Regions from separate parts of the Homo sapiens genome. Here all the other regions are linked to region 3. A link is a contact called in ENCODE Hi-C or POLR2A ChIA-PET data. All regions are on one chromosome and are shown on one strand. Each heading gives the region's core, a stretch centred on a gene start or an enhancer-like site at or near the end of the contact. The rest is flanking DNA. Distances are from core to core; before and after follow the strand shown.

Region 1 (2,932 bases), core at 393-2,892, 610 kb before region 3:
AAAACAGAAAGGGAGATAAAACCAGTCCAAGCAGAGACCATGAGGACGTGCCAGAAAGTGTAAGACTCTCTATGTGCCTTGTTCCAGGCCCGTCACATTCATCCACATCTGTGGTCCATCACTCTGCACGTGGAAAGGATGAAGTCCTCTGCCTGGCGTCCGGGAGCATTGACAGTCTGGCTCCCACCTTTCTCTTCACGTCCCCATCCCCAATTCCTCCGGGACTAAGAAAGCCCCCGGCTGCCGTGCACCAAGCTTCACGCCTCTGGTGTTGTTCAGTCCTCTGAAATGCCCTCCCAGACCCCGTCTCTTCCTCCTTCCCAAGGCCACATTCCAGCCTGGGCTCCCCGCTCCTCTGGGCCTGACCATCTTATATCTCCACCTGGCTCTGACACACTGTTACCGCCGTCGCCGTCACCTCAGGCATACGGCAGAAGCCATGTGAGAGTCTGAATTACTGAGAACCCTTTATCCACTTACGGGGATAACTGCATCTTCCTGGGAAATGTCAACTCAACTAAAAATAAAGTGCTTCCAGGACTAGCGGCCAGTCTCTACTCTTCATAAAGGGAAAAGGGCAAAAGCCCACTGAAGGTACTTAGGCTGAAAGCAGCCCTCTGTGCTGTGAGACACCTGGCAGAGAAACGAACGATACCTTTATCAGTGGGGCCACAGACCAGTACTAAGTCAGCCTGGAGAATTTATGATTTTATTGCCTATTTAGAATACGATCAAAACCGATGTAACTAGTTTCCCTTCAGCCCGTCAGTAACGCCTTCACCCCAGAGCTTAACACTAAATCCTACAGATAAGCGCTGACCTGGACGCAGGATGGGGACAGGGCACATTACTCTGGAATACAGCCCAACTCGCAGCGCTGTGGGGGCCGCGACTGCCCGCTTCCCCCAGATGCCAAGCAGGGGATGCGGACGAGATGCGGCCCGGGTGGCTCGAGGGCTGCAGCCCCCGCCCGGCCCCTCTCCCGCTCCCCCGACCCTCGCAGGCCCCAGGGCTCCGCCGCACCCCCCAGCACCCCGTCCCGGGCCCGACCCCGAGGCGCGACCCGTACCCCTCAGGGCCGCGGGTCGGGAACACGGTCCCCGCGGCCACCCGGGCCCCGACGGCCCTCCCCGCCCGGCCCTCAGCGCGGCCCCGCCCGCCCGCGGCCTTGACAGCCCGGAAGAAGCGGAGGCGGCGCTGCCCGGCCGTTCCCGCGCCACGCAGCCCTTCCTGGCACCTCGCAGCTCCGCTACGGCCGAGCCGCGGTCTCCCTCACGGCCGCGGGAAGGAGGACGGCGGGGCACGGGCGGCCGCAGGCGCTGCGCTCCGGCTCCGGGAAGCTGCAGCGAGCACTTCCGCTCCGTCCTCCGCGGCGCCGCCTCCAGGGCCCCCAAGATGGCGCGAGGGCGGGGCCAAGGGCTCCAACCATTTCCGCTTCCGGCGCAGACGCGCAGGCCGTTGGCGGGCGGGCCTCCCGGCGGAAGAGACGACAGCGGCGGAAACGCGCACAGGCGCAGCTGCGTCCTCTGGCTCCGGGCCCGGCTAGCTTCGCTCCAGAGATTGCGCGGGCTCAGGGACTAGGCCCGTGGCCACACCCCCCCTTGCGACAAAGACCAATGGAAGCGGGCGTTGCTGGTCGCTAAGAGAACCCTCGGCGGCAAGATGGCAGCGGCGGGCGAGGGCACCCCGAGCTCCCGCGGGCCGCGTCGGGACCCGCCTAGGCGGCCGCCCCGGAACGGTAACGACTGCGGGCCACGGGACAGGTCGCTGGCTGCCCTGGGCTCCATTCAGGGTGCGATCGCTCTACGCCCTCGACCCCCAAATGCTCACCTCGGAAAGTAGAGGTCCAGGTGCCGCGGCGGAGCCAGGGCCGCCCCCGCGTCCCCCACTCCCACAGGACTCGCCGTGCGCCTCGGGCTCGGCTCGCACCCTTCCCCGAGCCCTCCTCCCGCAGCAGGCCAAGCCCTGCAGGGGGTCGCCCCCCGCGGGCTCCTAGCCGGGAAGACCGGGTTCCGGCCGCAGCCTCACAGCCAGCGGGACCTGGGGTTGCCATGGGGATCCCGAAGCCCAGGACTTGGGGCGAGGGCAGGCGCAGGAGCAGCACCAAGCCTCCTGACTTCCTGGCCGGTGCTGTCCAGAAACGCTAGGACGCGTTTCAAAAGCAGTTTTTGCCTGTACTTCCAGCACTTTGGGAGGCCGAGGCGGGTGGATCACCTGAGGTCAGGAGTTCGAGACCAGTGTGGCCAACATGGCGAAACCCGGTCTCTACTAAAAAATACAAAAATTGGCCCGGGGTGGTGCCTCCTGTAGTTCCAGCTACTCGGGAGGCTGAGGCAGGAGAATCGCTTGAACCCAGGAAGCGGAGGTTGCAGAGAGCCGAGATCGCGCCGCTGCACCCCAGCCTGGGCGACAGAGCAAGACTCAGTCTCAAAAAAAAAAAAAAGAGCAGGTTTTGATAGGAACTGTTTCTAGAATCAAATAAACGGGTCTGGAATGAACTCAGAGCTAACACTACTATCTTCAGGTAGAACCTGACCCTGATTTGGGACAGATACAGTAGCCTGTAGTAACCCCCTGCCCTCCTCCCCGACATTTTCCCATAAACCCTGCCCACAAAATGTGCCTGAGGAGCTGGTAGGGAGGGAGCCCTGCCCATTCCTGGAACTGCAGGAGTTGGCGGGTGGCACACCCAGCAACTAGGAGGAGATGAAGCCGGCCAGGCCATCCTTGGGTATGAGTGTGGATTTTCTCCCCAGCGATAGGAGGCCACTGAAGGGCCACGGCAGGGGATGGGAGAGTCTGCTCCTCCCCTGTGTGCCTCACTGACACTGCCGCTCTGCCTTCCCCTGGCTCACTCATCTCCTGCAACAAGGCTCCCAACCTGCTCCTCACCACCTCCCGAGCACCTCTGGTCTCTCAAGGACCTGCAGTT
Region 2 (3,233 bases), core at 641-3,140, 550 kb after region 3:
GTGTTCGCTTTTCTCATTAAACGAGGGGCTTTCAAGGATGTGTTAAAGTACGTGAGAGACGGGCCTGGTGCCGGCTGGTCCTGTTTTCTTAAGGCGGAAGTTGGGGAACCGCGTCAGCACTCCGGGGTTCGGATTCCTGGAACCTGGGGCAGAGTCTGAAATAAAGCAGCACCGGCCCTGTGTGGCGCGGACCCATGGGAAGCCTTGAAAGGAAAGTCTCTTCAGAAAGAAACAATGGGTTCAGTGACTTGTACACTGAAAAGATAGATGGCCAGTTTTAAAGTTCTCCTGCGTTTAAACACGGGCAGCAGCGGGGTTGACGGTACAGGCACCAAGTTCTGACATAAAAGTCTTTCCTTAAATCATGTAAAAAAACCGAGACGTGCGCACTGCCAACTTACACTCATCGACACAAACTTACAATATTTATAAATAAGTCGCAAGCAAACACTGAGTTACATTTACCACGAAGTCACTGGACAGAGACCAAAATCCCATGAAAGCGGATTGATGTGAAACCACGTTAGATCTGAGACGCAGACGTGAGAAACGCCACTGATAAGAGACACGGAAGATCGGAGCCCAGCCCCGTGAGCCGGTCGGGGACAGCACGGGGGTCAGCGTGCGGCCGGGCCCGGCTCAGGCTCGCTGAGGTCCAGGAACGGGCACCTCCACCTGGACACGGCGCGCTGCCCCGGCAACCCCCAGGGGTCTCCCAAACGCAGACCGGGACGCAGCGACCACAAGCGTGGCTGCGGGACGGGGGCCTTGGGGCCCGGGCGTAGTGCGCCCGCTCGGCACCTGCCCCAAGGCGCCGCCGGGTGAAGCAGGTGTCCCGGAGGGCCGGGCCGCGGCGGCTCAGGGGATGCCCTCCCTTCTCTGGCAGCACTGCGAGGGCGGCGCGGACCAGTCGTACACGTAGGACAGGCGCAGCTGCACCTCGCGCTTGCACAGGCGGCCCTCGCGCGCCAGCGTCGCGTGCTTCTCCAGCATGTCCTCCAGGCTCTGCTTGTGCGTCACCAGGTACTGGTTGCTGCAGCCGCGGGACCGGTATTCGGTGTCGAAGCGCGGGTCGTGCTCCCGCTGGACGTCCACCGGCGCCAGCCAGGCGCCCAGAGACACGTCCTCGCTGTGCCAGGCGCGCAGGTAGTCGCGGCTGAGGCGCAGGTAGTGCACCAGGTCGGCCGAGAGCACGTAGCCGCCGCCCAGCGCGTAGGGCAGGTAGTAGTCGCAGAGTTGCCAGGCGGCCTCGCGCCAGCGCCCCCCCGGCTTGACGCGGCCGCGGCCCGAGAAGAAGCCCCAGTAGAGGCGGCGGCGGCGCGCGGGCTCGCGGGCGCGCAGCTCGGCCAGCAGCGCGTCCAGCCGCGCGAAGGAGTCGTCGTCCGCCTTGAGCACGAACTCGAAGGCCACGTGCTCGTCCAGCCAGGCCAGCATGGCCAGCACCTTGGCCGTGAGGTTTTCGTAGGCGTCGCGCAGCGCGGGCAGCAGCAGCAGGTCCCCGTGCCGCGCCTGCTCCCGCTCCAGGGCGCGCCGCTCCTCGGCGCCCAGGCCGGCCGTGCCCACGGCAAAGCGCGCCCACACGTCGCCCGGGGCCCCGCGCCGCGCAAGCCACGTGCTGCGGATCACGCTGCGGCGCTCGGCGGCGCGGGGCGCGCTGGCCACCAGCACTGCCAGGAAGGCGGCGGCGCGCGCGGGCGCGGGGGGAGGCGGGCTGCGGCCCGACATCGCCCTGGGGTCCCCGGGCTCGGCCGCGCAGCGCGCCAGGTAGAGCAGCGCCGCCCCGCACAGCGCCAGCGTGCCCAGGCCTAGCGCCGCCCGCCGCCGCCACGCCCGCCGCAGCAGCTTCATGGCGCCCGCGCCGGGCCGGCGGCCCAGGCCGGACTCGCGAGTGCGCAGGCGCCGCCGGCTCGGGGCGGTGCGCGTGCGCACGGCGCTCCTGGGAGCGCGCCGGGGCCTTCCGCAGACGCCGAGCCCCGGGGCGCTCGGAGGCCGGCGGCCAATCGGCGGCCGTCACGTGGCCTCGGGCACCCTTGTCATTGGTCAACCTCGGAGCGGCCCCGCGACCGCTTCCGCCCGGAGGAGAGATGGTGGCGCCGGCGTCCCCTCCGTGAGGTCGCGCCCGTTCGCACCGCCCCCGCCCGCAAGAAAGATGGCAGTGGCCTGATCCGGGCCCGTTGGCGGCGTCACTGACGCTTCGCTCCGGTCCTCGGATCCCGAGCGCGGGGAGGCAGACCGGTGAGTGAGGGGCCCGGGACGGCCGCTGCAGGCCGCGGGGCCAAGTGTACGCCGGCCGGACGGCGAGGGCGGGTCTGGAGGCCGCCGCCGCCTCCCGCCTTGGGCTGGGGCATCGTCCGTCCGCTCGGCCTTGAGCCCTGGCGAGACTCCGCCGCCACCGGGGCTCCCGGGGTTCCCGGGGGCAGGGACAGGCCGACGACGCTGGCCTCCCCGGCCGCCGGCACGTCTGGTCTCCTACTGGCCAAAACCTACGAATGCCACCGGGAAACGGAGGCCCAAGGGGTCTGGTTGGACTCGCGTTTATCGGCGAGGCGACCTTGGACAAGCTGCCCCGCTTCCCTGCGCCTGCGCTTCCGCTTCTGAACCGCGTGGACCCTCATCCCCAGTTAGTAGGATTTGGAGATGTGAAGTCGGCTGTGTGGAGCCCTTGATGTCTGGCTCAGAGGCGGTGTTATGAACCCTGTTGAGCTTTTAGAATCTAACCGTGTGTGTTGTTAACTGCCAGAAATAGCCTCGTTCCACCAGAGCTGAAGCCCAGGGATGGCAAAGAAATAGCGTCTCTGCCTAAGCTGTTTCCCACGTCCGTTTTGCAAGGGTGTGTTGATTCCTTGCTGGGAACTGAGCTGCTAGGGGATGGCGAAGTCGAAACCCCATTCCGGTGGGACCGGCCCGCTCCGCTGTGCTGCGAACCTGGCACACCGTGATGAATAGATACTCTGAAGCCAGGAGAGGAAGCGCCACTTGATGGACTCCTGATATTTATAGTTACTTTTGGGTTACTTTTTATTCCCCCTTTTTCGAGACAGGGTCTTATCTTTTTGTTTTTGTTTTTTAAAGAGACGCAGTCTCACTGTGTTGCCCAGGCTGGTCTCACGATCCTCCTGCCTCAAGTAAACCGTGTAACTCATCAAGATATGTAGAATCAAGAACTAGCTTTATTTTCTCTAGGAACAAAGTACAGTCTCTTTGCACACAGCGTGTGTTTTACGACTGTAGTT
Region 3 (3,274 bases), core at 598-3,097:
TTCTACTGAGGCCTGGCTCAGTGCCTGGCTTGTGGGTGCGCCATCTAGATCAAGCATTATTATGCTAATGATCATATGCAAAAACTCAGCTCACGCATTATTATGTTAATGATCTTATCCGCCCCCTCTCCCCCCGCCAAAGAAAAAGAACTGGGCAGCTCAAGGCCGCTTCTGTGGGTGTGGCTGGTGGTCACTTTGAAACAGTTGGGTTTGCAAAATAACCCCGGGAGAAGTTACAGAGCTTAAGAAATCCCCCAAGTTCTCATGATCCTTGCTTCCCTTTCCAGTCACCCTTGGTGCCCTGTACTTCACTGTGGTCCTGAACTGAAGAGCTGTGTTTTTCAGGAAGACTTGGCCAGGCCGTGTTCCGTGTCTCTGGATTCAAGTCCCAGGAGTCCTGACCAGAGAGCAGGTATGCGGGTGTGGGGAAGGGCTGCAGAGGACTCAGGTCCACACCGACCCTGGGCCAGGTGATCACACAGAAAGTATAGACAGGGACTGAACCTCAGAAAACAATGGCTGGGCCAGGTGCAGTGGCTTACGCCTATAATCCTAGTACTTTGGGAGGCCGAGGCGGGTGAAGTTTGAGACCCAGCCTGGGCAAAATGGTAAAACCTCATCTCTACACACACACACACACACACACACAAATATATATATATATGAATGAAGTAGTCGAGTGTGGCGGGACCTACTTGTAGTCCCAACTACTAGGGAAGCTGAAGTGGAAGGATCGCTTGCACCTGAGAGGTCAAGGCTGCAGTGAGCCGTGAGCCCGCCACTGGACTCCGGCCTGGGGGACGAATGAGACACTATCTCAGAAAAACAAAACAATGTCTGGCACCTGGGGGACCAGCAGGTTAGAGCAGCTGGTCGTGCATTGCCAGTTTACCTGACAGTGACTCGAGAGCTGAGAACTGGGTATAGGGCACATTATTGGGATATTTGAGGCCTGAAGGCGCTGATGAGCAGCCACCAGTTCAGCAAGTGCGGGCTGGGTGGGACCCGCAGTTCCAACAAACACTACAAAGTCCGCTCCTGTGGCTTTGGCCTCCTCCCCCAACTCCCCGAGTCCTCCAGCCTGTGGGGTGCGCAAAACACGGCTCCCTGGTCCCCCTAGAGGTGCCCCAGGCCACCGGGTCCTCCCTCCACTGCCAGCCTTGGGATCCCAAGCGTAGACCTCTGAGGACGTTCGTGGGCGTGCAAGGCGCACCTGGCCGCTAGAGGTGGGCGTGAGGCCGATCGCGGTTCCCCCAGGCGCAGGGCCGCCCTCCCAGCCCCGACGGACAGCCCCGAGGGAGCGCAGCGCTGCCGCAGCTGCTCTAAGTTTCGGTTCCCAAATCCGGCTCGGCCCACACCGTGTCACAGCCCGGTAATTAGGGAAGCGGCGGCGGGCGGGGCCAGCTCTCGCGGGGCACCTGCACTCCCCTGAGCCGGCCCACGTGGTCCGGGAGGTCCCGCCCGCGGTGGCGGTGAGTTGGGGGCGGGACGCCGGGCTGGGATCACAATGTCGGGGGCGCCTAGGCGTAGACGTGGCGGGCGGACCCGGGGGCGCCCTCCGGACGCGGCAGGTGAGTGGGGACGGGAGCCGGGGGCCGCCCTCCTCGGGGCGCCGACCCCCGCCTACCCGAGTCGCGGACGCCCGCCCCTGTCCCCGCTGCCCGCCTCCACTCCCTGGTCACTGCTCTCCACCGCGATTCGCCCCTCTTCCCCACCGCCCGCCTCTTTCCCGCCACGCCCGCCGCCTCCCGCCCGCGCGGGGTGTCCCGGCGCCGGTGGGACCCGGCAGACGCGCGGGACGCCCCACGTGCGCGGCAGCGCGCATGCGTGGCGGGTGCGCCTGCGCAGTGGGCGGGCGCGGCGCATTGCTGCTCGGCGGCGCCGGCGCCGGGGTCCGGGCGGCCATGGGGCAACAGGCGGCCAGGGCGCCAAGGGCCAGGTAGCGACGGCTGGCGGCGGCGCGGCGGCGGGGCCTGCGGGCTCGGTCCGGCATGTAGACGCCCCCGCAGGCGCCCGCGGCAGCGAACGGTGAGTGAGCAGACCCGGCCTGCCGTCCGCCTGGGGTCGCCCGCTGCCTGGGGTCATCGCTGCCCGCGAGCGCGCGGCCAGGCGGGGAGACACCAGGCCGGCCCTGCCCATCTGGCCTGCTGAGGAGGCCGTGGAAGTGCTGACGGGCCACCGCTCCGTCCCGAATGGGGCACCAGCACGGCCCAGGGCGAGGCTCGGCCTTGGGGACGGGTCTGAGGGAGGCCGCTGTCCGGCCTGGCTCTCCCGGGCGGGGAAGGTGGGGCCGTCCAGCCCGGACCGCGCTTGTCAGTCGCCTCTGCTTGGGCGGCCAGGTCCTCGGTGTCCGGCCTTCCGTGGGTGGTTTCAGCAAGCAGGAGGGGTCTTTGACTCGTGAAAGCTTAGAGGGGCCCAAACCTAGTGGGAAAGTATGAATAAAAGATTCTATACAGCAGTATTGGCATGGAATTCTCTAAAAACACATCTCTGATTTAGTGCCCAGTACTTGCCAGAAAATTCCAATAGTCTATGGTGATGTTCCTACAGGCGGCTGCCATCCAGTAGGTCAGATGTCAGCACCGGCCTTGAGCTCTAGGTCGTCGTTTTTTTTCTTAATTGTGGGAACAGGGCGTGCCCAGCTCCGAAGGCCTGGTGGAGTTTTCCTTCCCAGGCCAAGGACCACCCCCACCCTCCCATCCCTCCTCCCCAAGCAATGAGATTCCTTTTGGCTTCGATTCCGAGTAACAAGTTATTTTTCCTTTCTTGTTTTGGAACACACTAAGTTTTACATTCAAAAGTTCATTATTCTTGGCTCTTGATGGGAATACATTTCAAAACTCTTCTCTTCTTGTGTTCCATGTCTCTCTGACAGCCTTAGTTGGCCTGAAACTGACATGTTTGCCTTAATAAGTTTTTTTTTCCTCCTGATGTCATCTTGTCTAAGAAGCTAGTTACTTTAACACCTTGTTAGATAATTCCCTTCAAGTACTTATTCCCCTGAACATTGTCCTCTCAAGCCTCTGGAAATTTCCTGTCCCCTTGGAACTTCTCTGTAAGGCCTGTTTGCTCTCAGCAGTGACTTCACTGGGACTTTTGCAGCCACTTTATGGTGTTAGCACGCTGATTCCAAGCTACTTGAGGAATCACAGGTGCCACCGCAGTACCCAACAAAATAGCTTCATCATTTGGAGGTGTCCTCTCGAGATGTTTCTGTGTGTATATGTGTGTGTATGTTAGAAACAGGGCCTCACTCTGTCCTCCAGGCGTGTTT

The links. A loop is a pair of places that touch in the nucleus more often than their neighbours do. ChIA-PET counts read pairs that join two places held with the same protein, here RNA polymerase II (POLR2A). Pooled maps may share reads with other maps.
Region 1: a loop to region 3 is called in a map of CD8-positive, alpha-beta T cell, with 5 times the contacts of the local background. The contact joins the promoter of MORN1 here to the promoter of NADK in region 3. A Hi-C loop is called at or near these places in 1 of 168 maps with a recorded cell type or tissue (CD8-positive, alpha-beta T cell), 2 of 37 single-sample maps with no recorded cell type and 8 of 50 pooled maps. POLR2A ChIA-PET finds 5 or more read pairs at or near these places in 1 of 52 experiments (PC-9).
Region 2: a pooled map shows a loop between it and region 3 (32-fold over the local background). The contact joins the promoter of B3GALT6 here to the promoter of NADK in region 3. A Hi-C loop is called at or near these places in 2 of 37 single-sample maps with no recorded cell type and 4 of 50 pooled maps.

What each region holds. Positions count from the first base shown.
Region 1 is chr1:2,390,264-2,393,195 of GRCh38, reverse strand. MORN1 (MORN repeat containing 1) reads left to right here and starts at 1,642. Exons shown (of 14, transcript NM_024848.3): 1 at 1,642-1,738. The coding sequence starts at 1,663. It overlaps RER1 (retention in endoplasmic reticulum sorting receptor 1), which reads right to left and starts at 1,355. Exons shown (of 7, transcript NM_007033.5): 1 at 1,238-1,355. RefSeq lists silencers at 1,070-1,369, 1,470-1,579, 1,710-1,779, 1,940-2,069 and enhancers at 611-1,483, 1,352-1,646.
Region 2 is chr1:1,230,894-1,234,126 of GRCh38, reverse strand. B3GALT6 (beta-1,3-galactosyltransferase 6) reads right to left here and starts at 1,890. Exons shown (of 1, transcript NM_080605.4): 1 at 1-1,890. The coding sequence starts at 1,848. The coding sequence ends at 859. SDF4 (stromal cell derived factor 4) reads left to right here and starts at 2,126. Exons shown (of 7, transcript NM_016176.6): 1 at 2,126-2,235. RefSeq lists enhancers at 1-24, 809-1,490, 1,491-2,172 and a silencer at 1,789-2,648.
Region 3 is chr1:1,777,043-1,780,316 of GRCh38, reverse strand. It overlaps NADK (NAD kinase), which reads left to right and starts at 1,847. Exons shown (of 12, transcript NM_023018.5): 1 at 1,847-2,028. RefSeq lists an enhancer at 1-71 and a silencer at 1,132-2,331.